Linked DNA regions of Homo sapiens: regions 2 and 3 are each linked to region 1. Evidence: chromatin contacts called from ENCODE Hi-C or POLR2A ChIA-PET data. All regions are on one chromosome and are shown on one strand. The core of a region is the stretch at or near the end of the contact, and the rest is flanking DNA. Distances in the headings are between cores, read along the strand shown. Region 1 has its middle 33 kb from the start of IGFL1. Region 2 holds the start of PNMA8C (PNMA family member 8C). Region 3 has its middle 9.1 kb from the start of IGFL3.

The links. A loop is a pair of places that touch in the nucleus more often than their neighbours do. ChIA-PET counts read pairs that join two places held with the same protein, here RNA polymerase II (POLR2A). Pooled maps may share reads with other maps.
Region 2: a loop to region 1 is called in a pooled map, with 6 times the contacts of the local background. The contact joins the promoter of PNMA8C here to the enhancer-like site in region 1. A Hi-C loop is called at or near these places in 3 of 50 pooled maps. POLR2A ChIA-PET finds 5 or more read pairs at or near these places in 2 of 52 experiments (A549 and CD8-positive, alpha-beta T cell).
Region 3: a loop to region 1 is called in a pooled map, with 13 times the contacts of the local background. The contact joins two enhancer-like sites. A Hi-C loop is called at or near these places in 1 of 37 single-sample maps with no recorded cell type and 11 of 50 pooled maps. POLR2A ChIA-PET finds 5 or more read pairs at or near these places in 2 of 52 experiments (Caco-2 and activated CD4-positive, alpha-beta memory T cell).

Annotation. Positions count from the first base shown.
Region 1 is chr19:46,261,715-46,264,323 of GRCh38, forward strand. No RefSeq gene overlaps it. Among named protein-coding and RNA genes, the nearest start is that of IGFL1, 33 kb to the left of the region's middle. RefSeq lists an enhancer at 764-1,963. Within about 2 kb of position 1,302, at least 2 of the 41 ENCODE cell types and tissues checked have a DNase peak (open chromatin) inside an H3K27ac peak, as active enhancers do; they include CD8-positive, alpha-beta T cell, where a contact is called at or near this core.
Region 2 is chr19:46,427,624-46,430,232 of GRCh38, forward strand. It overlaps PNMA8C (PNMA family member 8C), which reads right to left and starts at 1,313. Exons shown (of 1, transcript NM_001386793.1): 1 at 1-1,313. The coding sequence starts at 736. The coding sequence ends at 122. RefSeq lists an enhancer at 1,044-1,313.
Region 3 is chr19:46,114,247-46,116,855 of GRCh38, forward strand. It overlaps a transcript of IGFL2 not described here. Among named protein-coding and RNA genes, the nearest start is that of IGFL3, 9.1 kb to the right of the region's middle. Within about 2 kb of position 1,310, at least 5 of the 41 ENCODE cell types and tissues checked have a DNase peak (open chromatin) inside an H3K27ac peak, as active enhancers do.

The sequences.
Region 1 (2,609 bases), core at 52-2,551:
AGGTCCCAGACAGGGTATGTGTCATGGTGGATTTGATGCCAGATCCTTTGAGAGCCAGGAGAGGACCGATGCTCCCTCCACCCTCGGTCCCTCTCTCCTCCAGAATGGAGGCTTCTTTGGCAAATAGGAAATTGCAGGACACTCCTGGGGTTGTCCTCACCCTCCCACACTCACACAGCCACAGTCTTACAGCTGACCCTGTGAGTCTAGAGCTGAGACATGCACCGAAGGTTGCTGTATGACCTGGTCCCCTTCTAGACGTGAATCAGTGCGAGGGCCCAGGACAGCAGAAGAGGTGTGAGGCCATCCTGTGACAAGGGAGCCACAGGGTGTCCAGACCCAGCGGGAGCCGAGGATTCAGGAAAATCTCCCCAGTCAGCTCCAGAGGTGCCCACAGTGTGAGCTCTAGTGTCTCCCAGGTAGAGGCCAAAGCGTCACCTGCCCGGCCCTGGGGGTGGAAGTGGAGTAGACGGCACTCCTATCTGGGCAACCGAGTAAGACCCTGTCTCTGAAGAAGTACATACATTTACTTAGACTCCTCTGTCTTTGTCATATATATACATATATGACATATATGAGATATACATATTATATATATGATATATATATGATATACATATATAAAATGTCATATATATGTGTCATATATATATGACATTTTATATATAGGAGCTCAAGACCAGCCTGGGCAACGTGGCAAAACTCCACCTCTACCAAAACATACAAAAATGAACTGGGCACAGTCGCACACACCTGTAGTCCCAACTACTCAGGAGGCTGAGGTAAGAGGATGACTTGAACCCGGGAGGCAGAGTCGAGCTGAGATCGCGCCACTACCTGCCAGCTTGGGTGACAGAGCCAGACTGTGTCTAAAAACAAACAAACACCAGAAGGCAGTGATTTTTGCCCCAAAGTGATTTAACTCTCCCTAGTCATTATACAGAACAAGAAAAATAAGAACATGAATTAGTCTGGGCGCAGTGGCTCACACCTGTAATCCCAACACTTTGGGAGGCCGAGGCGGGTGGATCACTTGAGGTCAGGAGTTCAAGACCAGCCTGGCCAACATGGTGAAACCCCGTCTCCACTAAAAATACAAAAATTAGCCAGGTGTGATCCCAGCTACTCGAGATCTGGGTAGCTACTGAGGCAGGAGAATTGCTTGAATCCGGGATGTGGAGGTTACTGTGAGCTGAGAACACACCACTGCACTCCAGCCTGGGTGACAGAACGAGACTCCATCTCAAAAGCAAACAACAACAACAAAAGAAAAAGAAGAAGAAAGTGAGTTGACCTGTAATGTGAGAAACGGAAGTTGTAATCATATGTGACTCAGATCACAGTCATATCACTTAAAGTGCTGTTATGGTTCAAGTGGCTTTTAAATAATATTGATTTTCACAGTGGTCAGACCACATCCCTACCCTGGTTAACCCCACTTCATGAAGCAGAGCGTTTGGAGGGGGAGGATGGGAGGAGGAGAGCAGGAACCCAAAACCCTCACGTGGCTGCTCTGCTCAACAAACTGGAAACACCGTCAACTTATTTTGATACAAATCCCTATGACCCATTTTTATTCAAGAATTCTGTCACCTTTGGCTGTTTTTCTGAGGTTTCTCCATAGCACCTTATCCTAAAATTTTCTCTTTTTTTTAATTTTAATTTTAAATTTTTTTTTTTTTGAGACAGAGTGTCACTGTCGTCCAGGCTGGAGTGCAGTGGCGTGATCTCAGCTCACTGTAACCCCTTCCTCCCAGGATCCTCGTGCCTTGGCCTCCCGAGTACCTGGGTTTACAAGTGTGCACCACCACACCCAGCTAATTTTTGTATTTTTAGTAGAGGCGGGGTTTCACCATGTTGGCCAGGCTGGTCTTGAGCTCCTGACCTCAAGTGATCCAAACCCCCTCAGCCTCTCAAAGTGATTACAGGTGTGAGCCACCATGCCCGGCCCTGCTCCTGGAATTTTCTTACAGAATCAGAGCAGACACCATTCCTAGAGGTAGGAAACTATCTCTGCAATTGGCTGTTCTGGAAGCCAGAAACAAAGGACCGGCCAGGAACCCATCTCCCCTGACAATTGTGGAGGAGCAAGTTGAGGACTTTCAGGATCCACAATGCCAGGCAGGAGGGAGCAGCTCTGCCACACAGGGCTGGAGACCCCATCCTCGATGCTCAGCTGTCACTGCCTCGTGCTATTAAGTTGCCACATCCTTGATGGTTTAATGCCCAACTCCAGGGCTGCTTGCTCTGCCTGCATTGGTTGATTCTTCTGGAAAAATAAAACTCTATAATATTTTGATCCAGGGAGCCCAAGGACCATCTTCCCAGCTCTCTCGAATTACGACACAATCCTCGTCCTAACTCCACTAGATTGCCCTGGTTAATGGGGTAATTCTGTGAGAAAACACAGGCGCATCAATATTGCAGTGTCCCTTACAGAAGCGCTGAGAGTAACACTATTGCTTTAGTTGGGGTCCTCATAGAACAGGTGATACCTCATAGAATTTTCTAGTGCTTTCCAATACCTCAATTGATATCATTCAGATTCGGCCGGGCGCAGTGGCTCACGTCTGTAATCCTAGCACTTTGGGAGGCCAAGGTGGGTGGAT
Region 2 (2,609 bases), core at 63-2,562, 170 kb after region 1:
CCTCCCTTGCATTACCCACACTCACTCGCACTCCTTAAACGTAGTGAGGTGGTACCTACCCTCCCACAGTCATCACCCACACCCCCTCAGACACTCCCCACGCCCACCCGATGCCACCACCTCACAGCTTCTTGTCTGAGGCGTGATGCCGCCGGCGGTTTTTCTTGTTCTTCCTTTTGCCCCTCTTGCCAACTCCAGCCTTGCTCTCCTTCTCGGAGGAGTCCAGAGGTGGCACCACGTCCATCTGGACGGTGGCCCCAGCCTCCGGTTTCTCCCCCAGCCCAGGCACAGAGCACTTTCTTGCAGGCAGCTCTCTGGGGCCCGTGGCTGGGGGACACAGTTCCTGCCTCAGGACCCGGGCCATATCCTCCACCGTCCTGCCCTCGCTCTGCAGAAAGAGGTTCAGCTTGGTCAGGAATTCAATGTCCTGCTTCCGGGGCATGTAGACCACTCTCCACACACCGCCCTTGCCCTTGATCTCCCTGGGGACCACGGCGTAATTGATGTCCTCCGTCAGCTGAATGATGGCCGCCTTGGATTTATCTTCTTCCAGATAGGCCTTCCCAGCCACTTCGAACTTGCCTAGAGGTTTGAGGGGCAGCCGAATAATCTCTTCGAATTCCTCGTGGTTGCAGTCCTCCGGGATCCCCAGGATCATCAGGGACTTGTAACTGTCCACCTCCAGGGCCTTGCACCCGTGCTCCAACAGTGCAATGTCCTTCACCCCGAACAGCATCTTGCCCAACTCTTTGAGGCAGCAGTATGCCCGCTGGTGGACACCTGAGCTGCCTCGGGAATCCACGAAATTATCCAGGATGCCGCGATTCCTTCCCAAAGGCTACGAGAGAGTGAGGCCTCAGGGGCCGGAGGCCGCTCCCAGGACCCCTTCGTCCAGCTCAGTGAAGGATGCCCCCAGCCCCTGCCTGCAGGGCTGTGCAACGTCGGGGCTTCTGTGGCTCCCTCTGAGTGGGCTCGAAGATTCCCAGGGACTTACGCGTGCTGGAGAAGCAGAAGGCGGTGTTTGCCACCTGACTCGTGGCTCCCGGGTCCTGGGCAAGGCTGCACCAAGGAGGGTCTAAAGATGATGCTTCCCCTTTCTTGGCGTGGCCTCCGAAGGTCTCACAGGCCCCAACGGTCTCTCCGGATCTGGGACTGCTGATCTCCCTGGGACAACTGCCAACAGAGTGTCGTAGGCGCGGCCCTGGCAGGCAGGGAGGCGCGTCCCTCACCGCTGGCCCAGAGGTTGCACTCAGTGCCCTGTCGCCGGACTAGGACGAGGATGTGGCCGCTGCACTTGCTCCCGCGGTGACGTCACCGCCTCCTTCCGCTCTGCGGCCTGGCGGTCTCCATGGCAACCGCTGAAGCATCCATCTCCTCTGCCATTGGCCGACTGGCCGCATTGAAATCAAGAGTCTGAGGGGGTCATTCGGAGGTGAGGGGTCGGCCACCAGCCCTCAGAAGCGCCCGCGATTCTCCTTTGAATAATAGCCGATTCCAGGGGTGAGGGGACAGCGAATGTACAAGAGGCACCCGGGGCATCTTTTGGGGTCAGAAAGTAAGGAAGTGATTAAAAAAAAAAAATGAGAACACCTGGAAAGACAGAGGAACCAGCCTGAAATGCTCCCACTGGCCAACCCTGGGACAATTTGAGCATCAACGTTAAAAATGAAAGTAACAGATTATAACCCCTTGAATAAAATTAGAATCTATGAGTTGATGTAGATATAAGCACGTGAATGCAAAGTTTGGTGAAGAATGTGAACTATCAAAGTACCTGCCCATATAATACTCATCAAAGGGAACAAATGTATCTTTACAGTGGAATGTTCTTGCATGTAGGACACACACACACACACACACACACACTATAATATTCAGAGCGATATGACAATTTAGACTCAAAATGCTTCAGAGGATAAAACATTCTTTTTTTTTTTTTTTTTTTTTTGAGATGAAGTCTCCCTCTGTTGCCCAGGCTAGAGTGCAGTGGCCCGATCTTGGCTCATTGCAACCTCTGCCTCCCCAGTTCAAGCGATTCTCCTGCCTCAGCTTCCCAAGTAGCTGGGATTACAGGCATGTGCCACCAAGCTCAGCTAATTTTTGTATTTTTAGTAGAGATGTAGTTTCACCATGTCGGCCAGGCTGGTCTTGAACTCCCAACCTCAGGTGATCCATCCACTTCGGCCTCCCAAAATGCTAGGATTACAGGCCACAGCCATTGCACCTGGCCGCGAAAACATTCTTTATACTATATTTGCAACTCTTCTGTAGGTTTATGGTTGTTTCAAATAAATGTTTAAAAATAAATAAGAAATGTCTCCCCCATGTGATGACATCCACAATGTCTATTCCTCTCCTCCCCAGTCCCCATTAATAAAGCCAAAACATTTGGGTTAGGTCGACACCCTTTATACCCCCAGTTCCAGGGATAAGCCCTGATTGGCTTGAACCAATTAGCATAATCTCACCCTCCTTCCCACAGTGATTGGTTCAGAAATGGTCACCCAGGTAACCTGGACAAAAAGCAATTAGTGCTTAATATGCCCCTCTTCTCTGAGATTGGTTAAAGGTTAGACACGTGAACTCAGTAAGTCCAGTCAGAATGAAGG
Region 3 (2,609 bases), core at 60-2,559, 150 kb before region 1:
GTGCATCTAGTTAGCTATCCTCAGCTTCCCCATGCCAACAGCCTCCAATCAGGGAACATGCGAAAAAAAGGGTGATACCTTTTCCACTATAAAGCTTTCCTACTCCTCTGCTGGTCTTTGAGTCTCTCCCAAAATGGAAGTGATGGTGGCTGACTTCTTTGTTGTAGAATAGATAGCCTTTACTTTCTTATTTGGTTAGTCTTTGTTTTCACAGAAGTTATTGGCGAACTCCATTTATTAAAGTCATGGGTGCTGATATGGTTTGGCTCTGTGTCCCCACCCAAATCTTACCTTGAATTACCCCACATGTTAGGGAGGGACATGGTGGGAGGTGATTGGATCATGGGGGCAGTTTCCCTCATTCTTTTCTCGTGATAGTGAGTGAGTTCTCCTGAGATCTGATGGTTAAAAAGTGTGGCACTTTCTCCTTCTCTCTCTCCTGCCACCATGTAAGATACGCCTTGGTTCCCCTTTGCCTTCTGCCATGATTTTAAATTTCCAGAGACCTTCCCAGCCAAGCGGAACTGTGAGCCAATTAAACCACTTTTCTTTATAAATTACCCAGTCTCAGGCAGCTCTTCATAGCAGTGTGAAAATTGACTAATACAGGTGCTTTTTGAAAATGCAGTTTCCTGGACTCCCCACAGGTTTACAGAATCAGAATCTCTGGGAGTAAGGCCCAGAAATTTGCATTTTCATCCATAGCCCTAGTGGCTCTCATGCATACTAATATTGAGGACCAGTGTCCTAGAATATTTGGTGATTATCTTTCTCTGGCATTTGTATCACACCTATGTTCATCCATAGCCCTAGTGACTCTTGTGCATGCTAATATTGAGGACCAGTGTCCTAGAATATTTGGTGATTATCTTTCTCTGGTTTTCGTATCACAACTATGTTATGTGTATGAAATACCTAACTATCCCCACTTGTGTGTTTCAAAAGGTCCTTTTGCCTACAGGAGCAGGCTAAATCTCATGACATTCCCCACACTCAATCCTCACCCAGAATTCCTGAGCTCTGGGGAAGGTGCCATCTCCAGCCTGGTTTGCAAGCCAGAAACACAGGCTCTCTCTTACAGGGAAAATGAAAATACATTTTAAAAATGTGAATAACCCCCAAAATATCAGGTAAGGCACATAAAACAAAAATAAGGCGGCGTCAGTAGAAAACACAAGACAAAATGAAATGCAGCGAATCACTGGAAATGTTGAGGGAAGTAGCAGTTCTGGGTCAGGGGAGGCAGAAACAGCTACAGCTTGGGAGCTGTGGCCAGTGTGTTCTCTGAGAGGTAGCTATGCAGACCCAAGCTAACAGCCAACCCCAGAAACCTCAGCCTGATTCAGATTCACCTCAGGGTGAATCTGGTGACTCAGCCTGAGTGGGAGCAGTTTCACTACCCGACTCTCTGTGTAATTTAATCTTGTGTTTGCAGCCAATACCTAGCCAATACAGAAAATTAATGTATGGGAGGAGGCCAGCTGCTCTTGACATGGAAAGTTCAGATTATTTTCAAGCTTCAAGAAGGGAACCAGCGACAGGGATAAATGAATGAGTAGAGCCACTTACCAGCAAAAAGCGTTGGAATTTTTTCTATACCACTCCAGCCCCTCATTGCAGGGCTGCTGTAGAGAACTGATGTCCCCAGTTCTGCCCATCTCAGGTATACTCCAGGAGGCTCGCCGGCTGACAGCTTCCTTGCTCTGCCGCCTGTGTGAAGGGGCTGCCACTCTCTGTTCTCAGGTCTTGGTGACTGATGATGGGTCCATTTTTCCTTTTGTTGATGTTATAAGTGGGACTGTTAATTCTATTTTTGGATTGTTCATTTCCCAATCTTTTTTTTTATTATTATACTTTAAGTTCTAGGGTACATGTGCACAACATGCAGGTTTGTTACATATGTATACATGTGCCATGTTGGTGTGCTGCACCCATTAACTCGTAATTTACATTAGGTATATCTCCTCATTTCCCAGTCTTTTAAGACATACCAAATAATTTTCTCTGTGAGTGTGAGCTTACAGAAAAGAGCTCTCGTTGTCTTTCTGGCAGCAACACCGTTGATAATGCATTGCTGGCAATATCTACTTGTGGTTTTCTGTAAAAATGCTGTGAGTTTAAGGACATTTACCTAATAGTCTGACTGGGAAATCCTAGATTTTAGTAATTAAAAAAATACATTGCTTTGCCTCTAGCAAATAAGAACAATGTCTCTTTGCTGATTCAGATATATTGAATCTTTCCAAAGCATTTGCTTTAGTTAAAGCAATTTTTGATTAGTATTATTCTAATTAGAACAATTTTTAAATTTTTACAGATGAGGTTTCACTCTGTTGCACAGGCTAGTCTCGAAATTCTGGCCCCAAGGAATCCTCCTACCTCAGCCTCCTGGGTTGTGGGGATTACATGTGCTTGCTACTGAAGCGGGCCAATTAGTATTTTTTTAATGGACAAGTTATAATTGTGTGCATTTATTTGATACAATGTGATGTTCTAATTCATGTAACGGAGTTCTGGGAAAGTCATACCAACCTACAGTGGTACCTTTGTGGAAAGATTAAATCAAGCTAATTAACATACCCATTACCTTGCTTATTATTTTTAGTTTT